Regions from separate parts of the Homo sapiens genome. Here region 1 is linked to region 2. The links are chromatin loops, found by intact Hi-C in ENCODE. Cell type or tissue: psoas muscle. All regions are shown on one strand. Region 1 overlaps ZFYVE28 (zinc finger FYVE-type containing 28). Region 2 has its middle 4.3 kb from the start of MXD4.

What was found. Hi-C counts contacts between places; a loop is a spot of excess contacts. Peaks named below come from ENCODE experiments on the same cell type or tissue, not always from the same donor. Only the 100,000 strongest peaks of a DNase experiment are listed, where the experiment ranks them.
Region 1: a loop joins it to region 2, with 2.4 times the contacts of the local background. A loop is called at or near these places in 67 of 110 quality-filtered maps.

What each region holds. Positions count from the first base shown.
Region 1 is chr4:2,400,816-2,403,315 of GRCh38, forward strand. All of the region lies in intron 1 of ZFYVE28 (zinc finger FYVE-type containing 28), which reads right to left. Among named protein-coding and RNA genes, the nearest start is that of ZFYVE28, 17 kb to the right of the region's middle. RefSeq lists enhancers at 551-610, 731-1,402. In psoas muscle, no CTCF peak of the experiment used is centred here; a DNase peak (open chromatin) is centred at 1,396; H3K4me3 peaks cover 1,501 bases; H3K27ac peaks cover 1,667 bases.
Region 2 is chr4:2,265,159-2,267,658 of GRCh38, forward strand. No RefSeq gene overlaps it. Among named protein-coding and RNA genes, the nearest start is that of MXD4, 4.3 kb to the left of the region's middle. RefSeq lists a cis regulatory region at 1,712-2,500. In psoas muscle, no CTCF peak of the experiment used is centred here; DNase peaks (open chromatin) are centred at 733, 1,263 and 2,213; H3K4me3 peaks cover 1,137 bases; H3K27ac peaks cover 2,146 bases.

The DNA.
Region 1 (2,500 bases), 140 kb after region 2:
TAAGGGTGGGCCTGCCTTTCCCAGCCCACTAACTCAAATGTTAACATCCTTTGGCAGCACGCACACAGACACACCCAGGATCAATACTTTGTATCCTCCAATCCAATCAGGTTGGCAGTATTAACCATCACACAGGGTGAAAAATTCTAGACCAACAGGATTCAGCTATTGACTGTGGTTGACTTATACTCTCTTTGTCCACAAGGACTGGAGGTGGCAGACGTCACACACACCCTGAGAATGTCCCCAGGTGAGCACAGTGGGGGATGGAAACTGGTACCTAGGGAGGAAGGCTGGGCAGGTGGGCCGTCACGAGCCTCTCCCCAGTTCCCAGGGGAAACATTTGCTCCATGGAACTAAGGGGGGCCCCGAAGGGGATGGCCAGTGGAGGCACTGACACTGCAGGGCCCTGCCACCTTGCAGTGGTCACAGCTCACACGCAACGACACATGGCCCAAGGGGGAGGTGCCGATTCATCCTGTGCAGAGCCACCCCAGGGGTGCCCCAGTTACAGGGGCAGGGAAGCACTGCCACCTCCATCTCACACAGGCGGCTGGGGCTAGGGCAGGAGTCCCGGTGCCCACATCCCACCCTCACAGCCTGTGCAGTAGGTGGCCCAGGGCCCGGGTCGCAGGGACACACCCTCCCGGCCGGGCAGCACTCAGAAGCTGTCCTAACCACAGGGTGCTTTCACTCTGACACCAGACGGTGCTACCTGCCCCACCCCAGGCCCTCCCCCTCCTCCTTCTGGCTCTGTGAGTTCTGAGCCAAGGAAGAGAGTGTCTACAGAGAGGTTTTTCAGAGGATAAAACTGCCTTTTCCATGGGCCTGCCTTTTTGGTCAGAGTTGCCAGGAGCCAAAAGGAGTGCCTCCTTGCGGTCCCCTCGCCGCCCCGCACCGCAGTCCACCCCAAGAACCTCTATGACCCCCGGGGCTCAGGTGCAGAGCAGAGGCCACAGTTCCACAGGAGCCTCTTCATCCATCAGCAGCAAAACCCTCGGGGGTCCCAGTGGTAGCGGGGGTCCCGGCCCAAGACCTGGGCTGCGTCCTCTCCTCGAGCCTCTCATGAGAAAGACCTTTCAAACAAAACCAGTTCACTTGGCCCTCCCAGCGCTCCCTGAAGCCCCGTGTGCGTGGTGGTGGCCAGCCTGAGGGATTTGGGTCGGGCAGCTCACGACGACCCTGAGGCTTTGTCATGCTGCAGTCTCTGCTGTCAAGAGACACAGAGGAAGAAATCCCGGTCCTGCCGGCTGTGGAGGGACAGTGGTAGCAGCTTTTAAAATCCTCTCCCTGGCGCTGGAGGAGGGACTTGCTCAGCTGGGTCCCCAGTGAGCATGGAGCTCTGCTGCCACCGCTCCCCTCATGGCACCAGGCACCGCACAGACAGCGCTGCAGCTGGGAGCTCGTTTCAACCTGGAGACAGCCCTGCTGGGTGGGCGGGGCCCCTCCTCCCCAACTCCTCCCAAGGTCAGCTGCTCCAGGGCTTGGATCAGTAAGTCGGCCAGGCAAGCCGGCACCGCCCCCGCCATCAGACACCATCTCCCGCCCCGCCCGCTGCAGGAGCAGAAGGTGCTGGAAGGCCATGTCCTGCAGCCTCTGCTTGGCTATGGTCCCCAGAAGTCCTGATGGGTCAGCAAGAGCTGTATTAAGCAGAGCAGGCAACAGCGGCAAAAACTAGCAGAACATCCTCAAGCCAGGACTGCATGTGAGGAAGACAGCGCCAGCATCACTGTTTCATAGTCGGATCCACAAAGCCCGGGGAAGTGGCCGGCAGAAGACAACACGGAAGCCACACAGCAGAGAGCGGGCAGGGAACGCGGTAGACAGTCGCACAACAACACTCACACAGATGCCAAGAAAAAGGCTTAGAAGGGAATATTAAAAACCGTAGCAGCTGTACCAGACTAATAAGCTTAGGTGCGTTTGTGCTCTATTTACCCACCCACATCTAATGATACACCAGTGCTGGAATTTAAGCTCACTCTGCTCTCAGTCAGCCTCTCACTGCATGAAAACCAGGGCAGCACTGACCCATCCCTGCAGGGCCAAGCCTGCCCCCTCCACCAAGGCCCCTCCTCCTAGCTCAGGACCCGGTCAGCTAACACCAGCATGGTCTTCACAGGACGTGCCTACCACCCATCCAGCACCCTCAGAAACAGGATCCCCATTTGGGAGTCTCCATGAGGCTGGCGTGCCATTATCCGTGTTTGAGGAAAGTCAAAGTGCAATGCTGACCTCTCTGACAATGCAGGGCACACAGAACAATACAGGTCCTTTCCCCGTGGCCGCCTGATGACCCCTCTGGGCTGTGGCCCAAGCCTGTGTGGCCCCAGCTGCCTTCTCCTCAGCTACCAGGGCTGCCCTGAGCCCCAGCTCCTCACAGATGCCCCCACACTTCCAGGGCTACAGCCCAGGAGGGGAAAAAGCCTGTACCCCAGCGTCGGGTCTGCAGAGGGATCTGAGATGGGCAAAGGACTAGTGGGACCTTGTCACTGCCACT
Region 2 (2,500 bases):
CTCTGAGCCCCACCCAGCCTTACATTCTCCTTGGGTTGTTCGCCCTCTGTCTCCTTTCCCTCACGACGGCCCTCCCCAGCCCACCCCAGGCAGGGGCTCCCAGGGAAGGGACAGGGCCTGCATGCAGAAGGGCTTCCCCGGTTTTGGGTGGAAGGCCACGGCAGGCTTGTCTTCCGCTGCCTGGATTTCCTGAGTTATCTTGCCCCATCTGCCACAGCCTCAGCTTCCCTGGCTGTGAACGGGGCTGGCAGTGCTGCCTCTTGGGACATATGGAGGACGGAATAGGAATAAAGGATTCCTGGTTTGGCTTGGGAAAGGCTACTGGGCTGACTCCCCACCCGCAGGATCTGTGAGAGTATCTAAGGCCAGCCCCAAAGAGACCTCCAGAAGACAGCTTCCTGGCCTTCCTGCGCCCACTGGGCCCCAACTTCCTTTCACTGGACTCAGGATCCACAAACTCCTCATGGCCACCACACACACATGACTTCTCGGGGTATCTGAGTCTCGGCAGAGCCTCAGGGAGCACCCCTCACACACCCAGGGAGGGAAGGTTGGTGAGGCCCCGGCAGCTGCAGAGCCTCTTTCCCACACTTCCAGGCTGACCAGGCCCTGATCCCCAAACTTGGCCACTGACACCCTGCCCCTCCCACCTTGGGCCTCCTGTCACTGGGTGGGCTGCCAGCAGCCCCCAGGTCCCCTGCACCAGCATTCAGGGCGGGAGGCTGCCCTGCCTCCACTCCGTCAGAATCCTGCAGCACAGTCCCCATCTCCACAGCCCTGAGGGGTGGCAGGTTCTAGGTCAGTGGGGTGGCCCGGGTCAGGGCTGGAGAGCTGTGACCAGCTCAGCACGCACCCAGTCCCCCGAGGCCTTGGCTCCCCTGCACCAAGAGGCCTGGTTGTGTCCCGGCACCAGGGGGAGTCCCTATGGTGCCTCTCCTTGAAGCCACCCTGGATTCTAGTCCTGTCAGCTTCCCTGGGCCTGTTTCCTGGGCTGTAAAATCGGGGGTGACAGTACTTGCCTCTTGGGTGGTTGGGGTGTGTCATGAAGGATGCATGCAAAGCCCTGCACAGCAGTGGGCTGGGCACTAAGGGGTGCCCAGGAAGTGCCAGGAATGTGAACATCAGCTCCAAATCAGCAAGAGCCTCCAACCCCTCGGCCCTGCCCACAGAGAGACAGGGCTTAGGAGAGACAGGGCCTGCCCAGTCTCAGCCGGTCAGTAGCAGAGTCTCGCTGAGAACCTGGGTGGAGCTTTGGCTGCCCGGCTGGCCAGCCACGGGCCCCAGGCCAGGCCTCTTGGGGGCCTTCCAAAAAGTTTGACACTCAGGAAAACACTGTCTCCAGAATACGAAAAGAAGACGGCACAATCAAAATGCATGGAGATGTAATTAAATGTTTATATAACCAAACATAATGTCAGCGTTATTTTTAAATTTAAAATCAGATAATTCTATTTGTGAACAATTGGTGGGGTAGATTTTTTTTCTCACTTTAAAAGGTTTTCCCAGCATGCAGAAGACCCCCAGACAACTCAGACAACTATAAGTTAAATGAATTTCCTATGGCCCAAAATGTCCAAAAGCAAAAGAGGAAATTTTCCTTTCAAACACTTTTACAAGAGAAAAACAAGTTTATGAAAGAGGCCGTGGCTGCAGATTCAAGGCACTTGCTGTGGTGTCTGGGGGTGGCCTTTAAAATTCGGAGGGCCAGGACCTCTGAAGCTGGACAGGCCCTGCCTGGCCCTGCTGCTGTTCCGGGACCCCCTTTCTTCCCTGAGGCCTGGGGTAGAAGAGCAGGTCCTCCTCTCGTGAATGGTAGGGGTGCTGCTATCTGGGAAGGCTTCCTGGAGGAGGTGGGTCTATGGGGCCTGGGAGCACCTCCAGGACTCTGGGGCATGGGGGTAGTGTGGGCGGGCACTTTGAGGCCTGCCTGCCTCCCCTGAGCTCCCACTGCAGAGTCCAGAGGGTGGGAAGAGCAGTGGCTGGGTGCTGGTGGAGGGAGGCATCAGTGCACAGATGCCATAAAGCTGCCTCCCCAGGGTTCTGCCAGCTCCCCGCCTAGCCCTGGTGGTACAGGCGTCCGGCTCCAACCAGGAACACTGGGGGCATGGTCTGTCCTGCCCTTGGTCATTGCTGTACCAGCTAGGGCCTCTCTGGATCTTCCTCCCAGGTGTAGGACCCTGAGGACTAGGGCCTGGCTACCGGGTCGGCCGCGCTGGGGTCTCTGTCCAGACTTAGGGTGCCTGGCCACGGTGGGGAGACCCCAACACCTCAAGTTGCACTGCTTCGAGGAGGCAGTGGAGTTGGGCGGGCCTTGGTGGCCATTAGGGACAACACCAGGACTCCTGAAGATAAGCAAGGGCTGCGGTGGGGGGTGGGGCCGGGTCTGGGCCGCAGGATAGGAGGGGACAGTCCCTGCCTCAGACCGGCTCCCTGGCCCAGCAAGGACGCCCACCACTTCTGAGCCTCCCTGCATTCTCGCCCCAGGCCTCCCCAGAGCCAC